3 separate regions of the Homo sapiens genome follow, and regions 2 and 3 are each linked to region 1. Evidence: chromatin contacts called from ENCODE Hi-C or POLR2A ChIA-PET data. All regions are on one chromosome and are shown on one strand. Each heading gives the region's core, a stretch centred on a gene start or an enhancer-like site at or near the end of the contact. The rest is flanking DNA. Distances are from core to core; before and after follow the strand shown.

The links. Hi-C counts contacts between places; a loop is a spot of excess contacts on that map. ChIA-PET counts read pairs that join two places held with the same protein, here RNA polymerase II (POLR2A). Pooled maps may share reads with other maps.
Region 2: a pooled map shows a loop between it and region 1 (6-fold over the local background). The contact joins the promoter of TMC6 here to the promoter of CBX8 in region 1. A Hi-C loop is called at or near these places in 2 of 168 maps with a recorded cell type or tissue (CD8-positive, alpha-beta T cell and natural killer cell) and 5 of 50 pooled maps. POLR2A ChIA-PET finds 5 or more read pairs at or near these places in 1 of 52 experiments (activated B cell).
Region 3: a loop to region 1 is called in a map of B cell, with 17 times the contacts of the local background. The contact joins the promoter of BAHCC1 here to the promoter of CBX8 in region 1. A Hi-C loop is called at or near these places in 3 of 168 maps with a recorded cell type or tissue (B cell, CD4-positive, alpha-beta T cell and natural killer cell), 10 of 37 single-sample maps with no recorded cell type and 4 of 50 pooled maps.

Annotation. Positions count from the first base shown.
Region 1 is chr17:79,794,029-79,798,326 of GRCh38, reverse strand. CBX8 (chromobox 8) reads left to right here and starts at 1,250. Exons shown (of 5, transcript NM_020649.3): 1 at 1,250-1,397; 2 at 1,787-1,830; 3 at 2,012-2,077; 4 at 2,204-2,270; 5 at 2,769-4,298. The coding sequence starts at 1,329. The coding sequence ends at 3,692. RefSeq lists silencers at 612-771, 802-1,011, 1,172-1,551 and enhancers at 923-1,217, 2,465-3,205, 4,267-4,298.
Region 2 is chr17:78,126,721-78,130,792 of GRCh38, reverse strand. It overlaps TMC6 (transmembrane channel like 6), which reads left to right and starts at 2,038. Exons shown (of 20, transcript NM_001127198.5): 1 at 2,038-2,181; 2 at 3,887-4,016. The coding sequence starts at 3,961. TMC8 (transmembrane channel like 8) reads right to left here and starts at 22. Exons shown (of 16, transcript NM_152468.5): 1 at 1-22. RefSeq lists silencers at 1,945-2,474, 3,745-3,824, 3,875-3,924 and an enhancer at 3,155-3,404.
Region 3 is chr17:81,392,777-81,397,758 of GRCh38, reverse strand. BAHCC1 (BAH domain and coiled-coil containing 1) reads right to left here and starts at 2,302. Exons shown (of 28, transcript NM_001377448.1): 1 at 2,124-2,302. RefSeq lists enhancers at 347-955, 956-1,564, 3,648-4,205 and a silencer at 3,590-3,859.

The DNA.
Region 1 (4,298 bases), core at 1-2,500:
GACCCGGCGACGTCCCCCAGCTTCCCGCGCTGGCGTTTCTCGCAGGATGTCCGCCGCCCACGTTGGGAAGAGCGGTGGACAGGAAGTGCGCGGGCCGGGCGCCGGGGTTCGGGGAAAGCCAGACGCACCCCCAGCCGCTCGCCCCATCCTCTGCCGGCTCCGCCCAGATGCCCTTAGCCCACCCAGGCCCCGAGCAGGGGGCGGCGAGGGGAAGGCGAGGTTCGGGGCCGAAGCCTGGCGGGGGCGGGCAGCTTGGGCTAAGGGCAGGGGCAGGTGGCTGCGGGCGTCGGGGATGGTCGGGGGGCAGGAAGAAGCCGCGCGACATCCTCTGTGGGGTCCTGGGCTGCAGCCGGGCTCCGGAGGGAACAGCCCGGCCTCCACCAGGTCTGTGTTCGGCTTCGGAGCCGGGGACGAGCGCTCCAGCCAGCCCGGCTCGCAGGGCCCGGAGGGTGGCCGAGGGCAGGGCCGCGCGACAGGAGCCTGAGACACATGCACATTGATTTGTTAGCGGGACCCGGCTTGGGGGGGGGGGGGACGTTGCCATGGAGACCGGGGGTCGGGTGTGCGGCTCCGGGGGAGGGGGGCGGGGGCCGGGGGAGAAGCCAGCCGATGGGCGCGCCGCAGGCTCTCGGGGTTCGGGCGCGGCCCGCGGCGCCCCAGCACCTGTGCATTGTGCATTGTGCGGCGCGGGCGGCTGGGGGAGGGGACCGCGCGAGTCCTGGGCGGTGGGGGTGGGGCGGCGGGCCGGGGTCTGCCGAGGGGCGGAGCCGGGCTGACATCGCCGCGGGGATCCCAGCGAGAGCTGTGGGGGACGCCGAACGCCGGAGGGACAACTTGGTGGCGGGGGAGGGGGGCCCCGGCGAGGACAGAGGGCGGCCTGCCCCCCTCGCCAGCCCCGCAGACTGACAGCGGCCGGGCCCGCCTTCCCCTGGCGTCACTTCCGGCGGCGCCCCCTCCCACTCGCGCGCTCGGTCTCTGGAGTCGCCTCGGACTCCGCCCCCTGGCGATTGGAACGCTGGTCACGTAGCAACGCGGGGGAGAAAGGCAGAGGGGCGTGGCTCGGAGCTCGTCCAATCAGCGTGCGGGGGCGCAGGCCTCCGGCCGCTCGGCTTTAGCAACGTCGTTAGCAACACGTGGGGCGGGAGGAAGCACTGGGCGGAGGGGAGGGGGCCGAGCGGAGGAGCGCGGGAGGGGGGCCGCGGGAGGGAGCGAGAGCGCCGGGAGGGGGAGGAGAACTGACGTCAGCGGGAGAGTATTATGGTCTGTCGTGCGCTGGCTGCTGCTTTTCTGCTCCTGGAAGCGGCCAAGGGGGGAAGCGGCGAGTCAACATGGAGCTTTCAGCGGTGGGGGAGCGGGTGTTCGCGGCCGAAGCCCTCCTGAAGCGGCGCATACGGAAAGTAGGTGCCCCCGGGCCTAGGGCCTCCGTGCGGCCGGGCCCTCCCCTCCCGGCCCGGGTTCCCTCCCCCTGCTGCAGCCCAGCTTCCCTTCCCCCAGGTCCCAGCAGCGGCCGCGGCCGTGGCGGCGGCGGCGGCGGCAGCTCTGAGCCCAGGCGCTTTCCTTAGACTTGCAGCGATGCACGGATTGCATGGGTGGGGGGCGGGGTGGGGAATGAATGCCGGTGCATGCACTTTGTGCAGCATTAGGTGCAGGGGTGATGCAGCGGGCGCGTGCCTTTTGCGGCGGGGTTTCGAGCATTCATCTGGTGCATGCATTTTCGCATGCATTTCTTGTATCCTCGTCATGCGTTTCTCCCCATGCACACACATTATCGCCTTTGCACCCGCAGGGACGCATGGAATACCTCGTGAAATGGAAGGGATGGTCGCAGAAGTAAGTAGGTTATATGCAATTCTCAACCCCAGACTGTTATTCGGGAGGTTTCTTTCTTCCTCTTTTTGCCTTTACATTGAAATACAATACAATGCAATGAGAAAAGTTACACACACACACACCCCCTCTGCTCTCACCCTGCTCCTGGGACTGATGCCCACTTCTTCCTGATTCCCTTTAGGTACAGCACATGGGAACCGGAGGAAAACATCCTGGATGCTCGCTTGCTCGCAGCCTTTGAGGAAAGGTACAGACCCTTCCAAGTCCCAGCCGCTCACTTAGAAACAAGTAGAGTGGCTTCTTTCCAGCCTGGACTAGAGTCCCACTTGCTTTCTTTACTCACGCACCCTTTCTCCTTTTCTTCTTTCTCCAGGGAAAGAGAGATGGAGCTCTATGGCCCCAAAAAGCGTGGACCCAAGCCCAAAACCTTCCTCCTCAAAGTAGGTTGGCAGTGTCCAATGGTGGAGGACCATGTTATGGAGTGATTTGTGGGAAGGGGGCTCTGAGGGCTGTGAGCCAATGGGGTGTCCACACATGTTGCCTATTTGTAATGTAGGAGGGAGTTCCCTGACAAGATGTCACCAAGTCAGTAGCAGCACCAACTGTGTCTGGGGGGACGGGCTTGGCCACACTAGAATTCCTTTACGCTCCCCCTCCCAAATGGACACAATAATCAAATGCAAAAAGTGTACTTTTTGCAAATGACTACTTCCAGCCAAATCTTCTACCTCTTCTCTCATCCTTCTACCTCTCAGCTCCAACAGCCATCCCACCCATTCATCCAGCCATCCACCCACCCACCCACCCACCCATCCATGCATCCATGTAGAAATTCCCAGGCATCATAGGGTAAAGATAGGAGGTCAGGGATAGAGGAGGAGTCCTGTGGGGGTGGACAGGGCCCTGCCCCACTCTTGAGACCATCTTCTCTCCTGCAGGCGCAGGCCAAGGCAAAGGCCAAAACTTACGAGTTTCGAAGTGACTCAGCCAGGGGCATCCGGATCCCCTACCCTGGCCGCTCGCCCCAGGACCTGGCCTCCACTTCCCGGGCCCGGGAGGGCCTTCGAAACATGGGTTTGTCCCCGCCAGCGAGCAGCACCAGCACCAGCAGCACCTGCCGCGCAGAGGCCCCTCGGGACCGGGACCGAGACCGGGATAGGGACCGGGAGCGGGATCGAGAAAGGGAGAGGGAGCGAGAGAGGGAGCGGGAACGTGAGAGGGAACGAGAGCGGGGTACCAGCAGAGTGGATGACAAGCCCAGCTCACCGGGGGACAGCTCGAAGAAGCGAGGCCCCAAGCCCCGGAAGGAGCTCCCGGACCCCTCACAGAGGCCCTTAGGCGAACCCAGCGCCGGCCTCGGAGAGTACCTCAAGGGCAGGAAGCTGGACGACACCCCTTCCGGGGCAGGAAAGTTTCCAGCCGGCCACAGTGTGATCCAGCTGGCCCGAAGACAGGACTCGGACCTGGTGCAGTGTGGTGTGACCAGCCCTAGCTCAGCTGAGGCCACGGGCAAACTGGCTGTGGACACCTTCCCGGCCAGGGTGATAAAGCACAGGGCTGCCTTCCTGGAGGCCAAAGGCCAGGGTGCCCTAGATCCCAATGGCACCCGGGTCCGACATGGCTCAGGCCCCCCCAGCTCTGGGGGGGGCCTGTACCGGGACATGGGGGCCCAGGGGGGAAGGCCCTCCCTCATCGCCAGGATCCCTGTGGCCAGAATCCTGGGGGACCCGGAGGAAGAGTCCTGGAGCCCCTCCCTGACTAACCTGGAGAAGGTGGTGGTCACGGACGTGACCTCAAACTTTTTGACCGTCACCATTAAGGAAAGTAACACGGACCAAGGCTTTTTTAAAGAGAAAAGATGAATGCTGGGTGGGTGTGTCCAGGAGGAGAGCAGGGGAGAGAGTGAGCGTGAGCTTGGCATAGTGATTTTTATTTCTGGGTGGGATGTGGCCTTTTGGCTGGTCCCGTCCCTGATGTCACCCCCACCCCACCAGCCCCTTTCATCCCTCCTTCCTCCCCCTCAGTTTTTGTTGGAAAGATTATCTCTAGAGTTATATTTTCTATTAGATGTAAATATGTTATTTAAGAAAAATATCTAAATATATATATTTCAACTCGAAGTTGTTTTATTTAAAGGAGAGAGACTCTCATTGTGCTTTAGTTGGGGCAGCCCGAATGAGCTGGGGCAGGAGGGGCCCCCTTGCCCCAGAGCTCTAGGGAAGTTGGGCCCTGGGTACAGGTTTCTGAGAGTGTCTGGAGGGGCTTGGCCTGCCCACCTCACCCCTCCTCCCTTCTCCCACAGCCCAATGCCAGACTCCTGGCACCAAGGCCCGGCCCAGATTTGCTCTCTCTTCCCATTGGCCAGGCAGGCCAACAAAAGGTTGGCTCCCCAATCAGAAAAAAGGGGGGGTGGGGTCAGTCTGTTTTCCTTTTTTCTATTTTTTTTTTTTTAAGGTAAAGAAGTCTAT
Region 2 (4,072 bases), core at 789-3,288, 1.7 Mb after region 1:
CCAGGCAGGGTGGTGAGGGAGCCCAGAGGAGGGGTCATATGACAGGAAACCCAGCTTCCCTCTCCACTACCTCCCTCCTCCCCTCTCACCCCATGGTTTCCTCTGCTTTAAACTGAGGCCAAGCAGGCACTTCCTGTGGGCCCCTGAGATGCAGAGGTGAAGGTGACAGGCGTAGGCCACTTGGCCTCCCAGGGAGCTCTGTGCATGCTGGGCTGCGGGTGGCCCACCCTTCCCCTCTGCACAGGAGTCAGGGCCTGGTCTCCTGCAGCCCTAGGGTCCACTGGTCCGGGTCTGCCGCCTGGCTGCCTCCAGGGATGTCCAGCCTGCAGCTGAGGCCCTCTCTGTTCAACTCCTTCCAGCCTGGATAGGCAGGACTTGACCTCGAGGCCTGAGCTGGGAGCCTGACATGGGTGGGGATGGGAACGGTGGGGGCACAGGGGCCAAACTCTTTATCTGCCGGCCTCACCCTGGAGGGTGTGATAATGACAGGATGGTGGGCTCCCCAGAACCTGGCTGCTGGGTTTCCAGATACTCTTGGTGTTACTGCTGTACTTCCAGCCCCTGTCATTGGCGTTATGGTTGTGCCAAGACCCAGGCCTAGCACCTGGCCGGTAGTAAGTGCTCAGGAATTGGCTCCATTCATGCTCTCCCAGGCTAGATGTTTAAGACATATCTTTGCCAATTCTCTGTCCTTGGGCCCCTGGGAAGCCCGCAGCCCTTCCTCTCTGCTCCCTCTCTACCTGCTATAGGGCCCAGTCATCTCAGGTCTGAATGTTCATAGCTTTTCTGCCTCTCTGCCCACCTCCTTCCTGGTTTCCAGAGTCCTTTCTGTGTGTCAGGCGCAAGCTATGTGCTGGTGCTGGGCACACAGTGGGCTGGGGTAGGAGGGGGCACAGAACCACAGATGTACATGTCAATAGGAAGTGGTAGGTGCTCCACCAGGGTTCAATCTGGGGAGGCTCCCCAGAGGAGGTGGCATTCATGCAAATTCAGTGTGGGTATGCAGGGAGGGGGAAGCAGTGGGAGGAGAGGCAGGGGCTGGGTCTCCATGCCAGGGTGCCACTTGCCAAGAACCAGCTTGGGGTAGCCATCTGAGGACCACACTGGCAGCTCCAAAAGGCCCCAGCCTTGACCCCTGCCTGGTCCTCGCTTTTGCTTGCCTGCTCTCCCCTGCAGCAGTGCCCTCTCCTGCCCTCCTGGGCCCCAGCTCACATTCACCCTGCCTGCTTCATGGCTTCTCCCCGCCAGGAATGACCCTCCCTTCCAAATGGGCTTGGGGTGGGGGGTACAATCTCAAAGGCAGTTTCCTCCATAGAGTTCCCAGGTGGACCACTAAGTCTCCTGCTTTGGCTGGGGGCACCCTAAAGGGTGATTAACTTCTCTCAGCCTCAGTTTCCTCATCTGTGAAATGGGAATATCAGTGCATACCTTCCTGGCTCATGGGGAATAACAGAAAACAGGGCAACGGGTACAGCACCTGGGGACAGTCACCTAAGTGTCAGCGTGTCCTCCTTTTCATCCCCTCCTCTCCACACAGCACACAGGAAGTGAGCCAGAACTCTTGCTAGATAAACAATGAACCCCGCCCAGGTGTCAGGAGTGGGAGATAACCAGGCTCCCCCCGCCGGGGTCGGGGAGAGTCAGCAGGAGGCTTGCGGGGGCGGCGGGGGGGGGGGCGCTGCCCAATCTGGAGTGAGATACTCTGTGTCCCTGGGGCTTTCGGCGGCATCTTACTTGGACGATCCCTAACCATGGGAAGCAGATGAGTCTGGAAATATTGCCCCTTTTTGGAACTTGGGGAAACTGAGCGTCAGAAAAATTGGGGACTTCAACCAGGGGCTGGAATGAATCCAGCCCAGCTCAGACCTCAGGAGGAGGGGTCGGAAGTTGGCAGGGGAGGAAGGCATAGTCGCCGCGGGGCGCCCGGAGGAGGGCGGGGGCGCCGCGGGCCGGGCCGGGTCACGTGATAGCCGAGGCCCGCCCCCCCCCCCCCCGCCCACGTGGGCCGGGAGGTGCGGCTACTCCCCCGGCCCCGGCAGACCTGCGACTGGCCCAGTCGCCCCTGGGGCCCTTTGCCACTCCCTTGGCAAGGAGAGCCGAGACCTCAGTTCCCGGCGGCTCTTGCGGGGCACAGGTGAGCCCTGGCTGCGCGCGCGGCCCCTCCTCCCCGGCGCCTCCCAGGTGAGCGGCCGCGATCCCGGTCCCGGGTCCCGCCAGCCCCAGCTGCTTCTCCTATGCGGGGACAGCGGCAATCCCCCCTGAATTCCTTTCGGCCTCTGGGGCCATTTGGCAGCCGAGTTCCCTCCCCGGGTGCTCCTGGAGCTCCCAGGGCTTGACCCTCCGGCTCGGACAGAGCTGGGAGCGGCAGGGGCGGGGAGGACAGTGCGGGGAGCAAAATCCGCAGCCCCCACCCAGGTCCCCCAGCCGAGCGCCAGGGCACGGGGAGGGGAGGGGAGGGGGTGTGGCCGGGATGGGAAGGGGCGGGGGACAGGGAGGCCGGCTGGACGGGTTCGGTGGCCCCAGAGTTGCAGCCGCTCTGGGCTCTGGGGCCAGGTTGCGGTTCTCCCTGGGTAGCGGCTGCTCCCGGGAAGCTCGCTGCCGGCTGGGGTGGGGGTTCCTGGAAACGGGCGCCACCCAGCCTCTCCCCACCTAGCTCAGGAATGGTGCGCCTGGAAACTCCGCTGGACTTGCCTGGGCCTCGGGGCGGAGTGCTGGGGCGCTGGGTGCCCGAGTCCCCGGGTTCCCTGAGCTTAGAAGGGCCTGTCTGGAGGAAGGGATTCCAGCTCTAGGGACTGGGTGGGGCGTCCTCAGCCCCTCTTTCGGCAGCTGTCCCGTGTTAGGCTGGGTGGGGCCGCCTCGGACCCAGCTCTGGGCTGGTTTTCCCACGTCTTTGCTCCTGCTGGAGGGAGGGGGTGGTGTGGGGCCTGGGCCCGAAGATGGCACCCAGGACACTGAGGGAGGGCGCCGTCCGGTCCTGTGACTGGCACCCCTGCAAGGAGCTGCTCTGTCGGGGCGCCCCCGGGCTTTGCCTGTCCGAGGAAAGCGCCCTTCAACCCGGCCGACTTTGAGCCCTGAGTTCCTGAGGGTGAGCGCAGGAGGAGTCCAGGGCAGAGGCCGGCAGGACTCGCTGGTGGCTGGGAGCTGAGTCCTGGCTCCACTCTCACAGATGAACGGGCCCCGAGCCCAGGGCCCCAGACAAGGCTGCTCTGGTTCCAGTTGTGCCGGGTGACGGCAGAGCCAGGACAAAGGAGGCCTGTTGAGGTCCTGGCCACCCCCAGCCGGCCGCCCTGGGATGATGGAATGCAGGGCAGTGGGTCTTCTGAGAACATGAGGACCTTGGCGCCCTGACGGCGGTGGCATGGAGTGACCTCTGTGTGTGGGGGAGGAGCCCCCTGTGCTGCTTCCGCCTGGGGCTGGTTGGGGGTGAGGGCTCCAGCAGCTAATTTCCTGCTAGAGGAAGTTCTTTGAGGTCACAGGGCAGACGCAGAGAAGGCCTACAGCCTACTCTGACCTTTCTCTCCAAAAAGGAGGTGTCTCTGTGCCAGAACCCTGGGCATGGAGATCCTGAAAGGGGCTGTGTCTACAGGCACCCTACCTCTTCCCCATTTCCCAGGGACTGGCGACATCGAGGAAACAGATGTGGAACTGCAGACCCCACACCCTTCCTTCCTCTCTCCCCTCCCCTGACACTGGAGGGGGCCCCCCATTCCATTCTGGCATGAGGCTTATTCGGTGCCTCACCATTTATGTACCTGGGGTGATAGGGGGGTGGGCGGGACTGTCTGGGCTGTGAGTGGCACCTCCTGTGGTTCCCCCAGGAATGGGTGGTGTGGACAGCTGCCAGGCGTTGAAGACCACCCCTGGCTCTGTGCCCCTGTCTCATCAGATGGGGGCTCCGGAGGTGGCGCCCAGGCTCTGAGCTACCCTAGGTCTGCAGACTAGCGGGCATTGGCCAGAGACATGGCCCAGCCACTGGCCTTCATCCTCGATGTCCCTGAGACCCCAGGGGACCAGGGGTAAGCGCTCTGGGGCTGGGGGCTGGAGGCTGGAATGTTCCACCCCCCACGGAGAG
Region 3 (4,982 bases), core at 1,053-3,552, 1.6 Mb before region 1:
ACAAATAGCTCGGCTCCCAAGCCCCGATCCCGGCCTGCAAAGCGAGCGCCCGGCCGCCAGGGCCCGGAGAGTGCTCTGGCGAGGGGGCTGCGAGCGCAGGGGTCAGGGGAGGGGCTGCCCGGGCTGGACTAGGGACGTGGGGGCCCCCAGCCCCGGCCGGCGCCTCCCGAGCCCCGGAGGGCGCCGGGCGGGACAAAGGGAAAGAAGGAAAGGGAGGGAGGTCAGAAACCTGCAGCTTCAAAGGCGCCGAAGGCCGGAGAGGGGCCGGGGGCTGCGCACGCGGGGGTGCCAGGCTTCCTGGCGGCCTCCAGGGAGTCGTGTGTGCTGTGCTTTTGTTTTGTGGTTGTTTTTTTTTTTTTTTTTCTCTCCAATAAGAAATTTCAAAGTTGAGAAAGCGCGAGCTGCCGGCGATTCTCGGGACGCGGGCTCGGCTACGAAGCAACAATTTTAATCTCCCACCCCCTGCGGGCGGATCGCAGGCCCGATTGTTCCTTTCTCACCAGCCTGCTCGACTTTTTAAGCAAACAGGAGGTGGATTACTGTCGCCTGCCTGCGCCGCCACGGCTCTGACCGGATTGGAGAGAGCTTTTCTTTGTGTTCTCTCCTCCCGGGGAGAGGCCGCGCCGCGCCTCCGCGTCTGCCCGCGCCGGGCTTCGGGGGCCTGGGGAGCCTGAGGCGGCCAGGAAGTGGGGCGAGGAAGGGCGGCCACACGGCCCGAGCTGGGAGTCCCACAGTCCCGCAGCGGCGACGCCGCCACCCGCCGAGTGCCGAGGCCCGGGGCCCACTCCCAGCCCAGCTCCAGGAGAGGCCGCGCCGGAGGACCGCGAGGACGGCGCCGCAGCGCCAGGTCGGGCTGAGGTAAGGGAGGAAATGGAGCGAAAAGTGGCGGCGGGCAGAGGGCCCCGGGCGGGCGGAGAATCGCTGACGAGGGCATTTCGGAAGGAACTGAACCTAGGAGCACAGGGCTCCCTCCCGGGAAGGCAGGGCGTGACCCTGGAGCCGCCGGTCCCTCTTGCCGCGGCCCCAGGCGTGGCTGGCGCGCTCCAGGATCTGGAGCTTCTACAAGTTTGCTTTGTTTCCTGCTTTTGCATCTAAAAACCCGCTCTCTCCTCGCCCGCCTGCCGGAGACCAGGACTCTGGCCCGTCTGCCTCCCTCCGGCGTCGTCTCCGGGAGCGCGGGCGCGGTGGGGCCTGCAGGCCGGGCTGGGACCAGGCGCGCCTTGGGGCGCGAGTGGCTCGGCCGTCGCCGCAGAACCCGCTCCCTGCGAAACAGCCGCACCCGCTCCCTGGGAGAGTCATGAGAACTGGGGTCGCGCCTGACCCCCGCGCCCGAAGAAAACCAGCCCGCGGACCCCGCCACACGGGCCGTGACCCGAGCCCCGCGCGCCGTCCCGAACGCGCGCGGTGAAAACGCCCCGCTGCGCCGGCCTTGCTCGGTCCCCCTCCTCCACCCCCACTTCTCCGGAAAAAAAAAATTCTGAATTGGGAACGAAGACCCGAAAAACTCGCCATGACCATTCCCCTCCCCGGCCCCTAGCTTCGGCCCGGAAGGCCCCTCAGGGCAGCGGCCGTGGGTACCACGACCCGGCCAGTTCCCCTCGCCGCGGACCGACCGGGCAGGGCCAACCCAGGACTGTTCCGGGGAGGGGAGCAGGGTAGGGGAGCGAATGTTGGGGTTCGTTCGTGGGTCACCCAGAACTGGGCGCACGCTGGCGGCGCCCGGACTTCGCCTACTGTCCGCCCGGTGCCACCCGCGCGGCTCGCGCCAGACGCAGCCTGGCGGTCCCTGTCCTGTCTTCGAGTATTTGTTTTTAATGCTGGGTGTCGATCGAGACAACAAGCGCTCAGAGCAAAGCAAGGATGCATTACGGGGGTAATTTTAAACCGATCGATAAGATTTTTCAGAGAAAAAAAAATCGCTCATAGTCCATATTTTTTAAGAAAAAAAAAAGCCTCAACATTTTAACGGATTTTGTTAAAAGGGAAGATATATACTTCTTAACATCACAATCCTGAATTTCTTTTGCTAAAAAAAATGTAAAACCCCAAAGCCAGAATAAAAAATAAAATAATAATAAAAATACAAAAACAAAAAAAAAATGAAAGCAATTTCAGTTACTTACTGGAGGCTGTTTCCTGGATACAACTGAATGCAATACAATTAAATCAGTAAATGTGACTTTGTTTTGTATTCCTATTGGTATTTTCAATGTGCTGACTGTTGCACTGTAAATGCACCGCTTCCACAACAACGACTCTAGCGAGCCCATCCAGAGCGGCTCTCAAACCTGCAGCCTGGCGCGGCGAGCCACGGGCCCTGCATACTAATAAGCTCGTGCCACTCAGCCCGGAACAGCCAGCGCGCTGATTGGCCGCGCAGCCCTCCACGGCCGGGAGCTCGTGCCACTCATTCGGCGTAAACAGGCCTCCCAATAGGCTGGCGCCGGGCCAGGGAACTGCCAATCAGGAAGCAGCGGGGCTACTACCAAGCCCGATGGCGCCTAATTCAAGCCCGGCGACTGCGCAGCTCCTCTGCGCAGATCATTGCTGCTGAATGGGAATGTGGTGGCGCAGGGCGGGAGAGGGAGCTGGAGCGAGCGAGTGCGCGTGTCCCGGCGGAGGGGGAGGCGTAGACACAGACACAGACACACACACACACATATATGTTTAATCCAGCAGGTCTAACGTTTGGCTTCTGCCGCACAGAAGGCCAAGGGAAGAAACACCACCACCCCTTAAAAGTAGCTGCTTTTTCTCCCTGGAATCTGTCTGGCAGGTGGCAGGTAGGCCAGACCTCCAAGCCCAGAGGCCTCCCCAGGTTGCCTGGCCCATCTACCGCTCTGAAGCTGCTGCCTGCCCGGACCCGAGCTCGCGGATGCACGCACGCACGCCCGCTGCTTGGGCAGCAAAAGCTTTGAATAGCCCGTCCGGCTCTCTCCTCCCCATGACCTGGGGATCAGACCCTGGGAAGTGAGTTCTGAGTCTCCAGCCGTCTACATTACTGGCTCTCAATTTTATCTCCCTCTGCCACACTTTGCAACAGAGCAGCTACTAAAATGAAAATCAGGGATTTATTGAGAAGACAAGGATTGCCCTTTCTTCATCTACACCTAGATTTAGAAAATATTTTCAGTTTGGTAATGGGGGAAGCGGGTATGGTGTGGTAAACCATGTATAGTATTTCTCAATGCTGCTCCCTGTCTGCCTATCTGCTAAATCCTCACTCCAACTAAAGCAAGCCACTGAACAATTTTTATCGTAATCAGATGCAAACCACTTCTAAAATATTCCGCAAACAAATATTTCTGTTAGAATTTGGTTTCCCACCCAAATGCTATTTATTCTCAGGGAGTCGAGGTGATGTCTTAGTGGCGATGGATACATTTATTTTTGCTCCTCTTTCTCCATGTGAATCTCTGCCTCCCCCTCTGGGGGAAAAAAGGATATTTAAACTAGGAGCCAACTGACAGATTCACACGCATTCGAAATTCTCCACCGTCTCATTCCGGCAGGGACACGAAAGAGTTAAACTCAAAGCCTGTTGTCTCTCTGTTTCCCCGCCCCCACTCCCGCTCCCGCGGGACCGCTGGGATTGGTTGGCACTCCGCCAGTGGACTGTCCATCACCGAGTGTAAACAAGGCGCTGATTGGCTGTTGTCCAGTCCGCACTGGGCCTCCTGAAAAAAGCAATTACTGGCTCCGCGGTTTCAAGGCGGCCCAAGGCCGCTTGATGAAAGGAGATAAGCTGGGGACCGTTTCCAGGATCCCCGCGGGCCGACCGGGGCAGCCCGGGAGCCGAGGTGCGGCGGAGAGCCCGCGGATCAAAGGAATCTGGAGAGAAAGGGGAAGCGGGCGGCCGGCCCCGGCCGGCCTTCCCCCCCGCAGGCCACGCCGACCTGGGGTGGGGGGCTGCGGGCCGCGGGCGGGGACTCCGGGATTTCCCGCCTGCCTGAGTCGGGGCCTACGCCGGCGCCCGCTTCGGGCGGCTCGGCCCGGAGGGGAGCTCCGGAGAGCCCGGGGCTCGCAGGTAAGCACCGGCGCTCCGCGGGCCGGGCCGGGGACGCAGGACAAGGCGCGGGGCCCACCCCGGCTGGCTCGGGAGTGGCGGTCGCGCGGGCCCGGCTCCCGTCTCCGGCGTCTCCCGGCTCCGGCGGCCGGGACCCCCCGCGGCCGAGCCCCTGGCCAGGCCCCAGGCCGGCGCCTTCGGAAGCGACGTCTGGCGGGCCGCGGGGCACGAGGGGGAGAGCCGGGAAGCGTAAATCCCCGAAGCGCGCGGAGATCCGATTAGCGCGCGGCTATTCATTAGGCTGGGGGCGATTGAATTAGGTCCCTGGGCGCGGTCGCCGGCTGGGGGTGTGTGGCGCCGACCCCCGGGCTCTTGCCGTGGCCTCGGGAGGCTGGAGCAGCGAGCAGCGGCCCCAGCGAGTGTGTCGGGGAAGCGGGTGCCTCCGGGTCCCGGCCCCGCGGGTGCAGGCGGAGGCTGCCCGCTTCCCGCGTACACCGAGGACGGCCGGCCCGGCTCCGGAGAAATGGCGCTTGAGAAAGGAGGGGAGGGGAAGGTTCCCGGACCCTGGGCAGGGACCCGTCGCCGGGGACCCGCGGAGCCCTCCGGGGATGGAGGAGGCGCGAGCTGGAAGCGGCGCGCGAGCCCGAGCGCGGGGCTAACACCGTGGGGCCCAGTCTCTCCTGGCTCGGGTAAGTGGACGCGCCCCGAGGCCCCGGGTCCACGCAGGGCGCCCCTCGCAGACGGCGCATTTCCTACTCTCCTAAGGAACCGAGTTCCCATCACTGCCTCCGATGAGCCTGTTTCCGGATCAGGAACCTTTTTCAAGTTAATTTTTAAAGCCTCATTTGAATTTTTTAATATAGGAAAATACGTATACGAGAAAAATCTTGGATGCAACAAAAAGAACACCGTGGCCACCCGTGGTGTCCCAGAAGTTGCTCTGAGCTCCTCGCATCAGGGCAGGTGCTCCACCTCT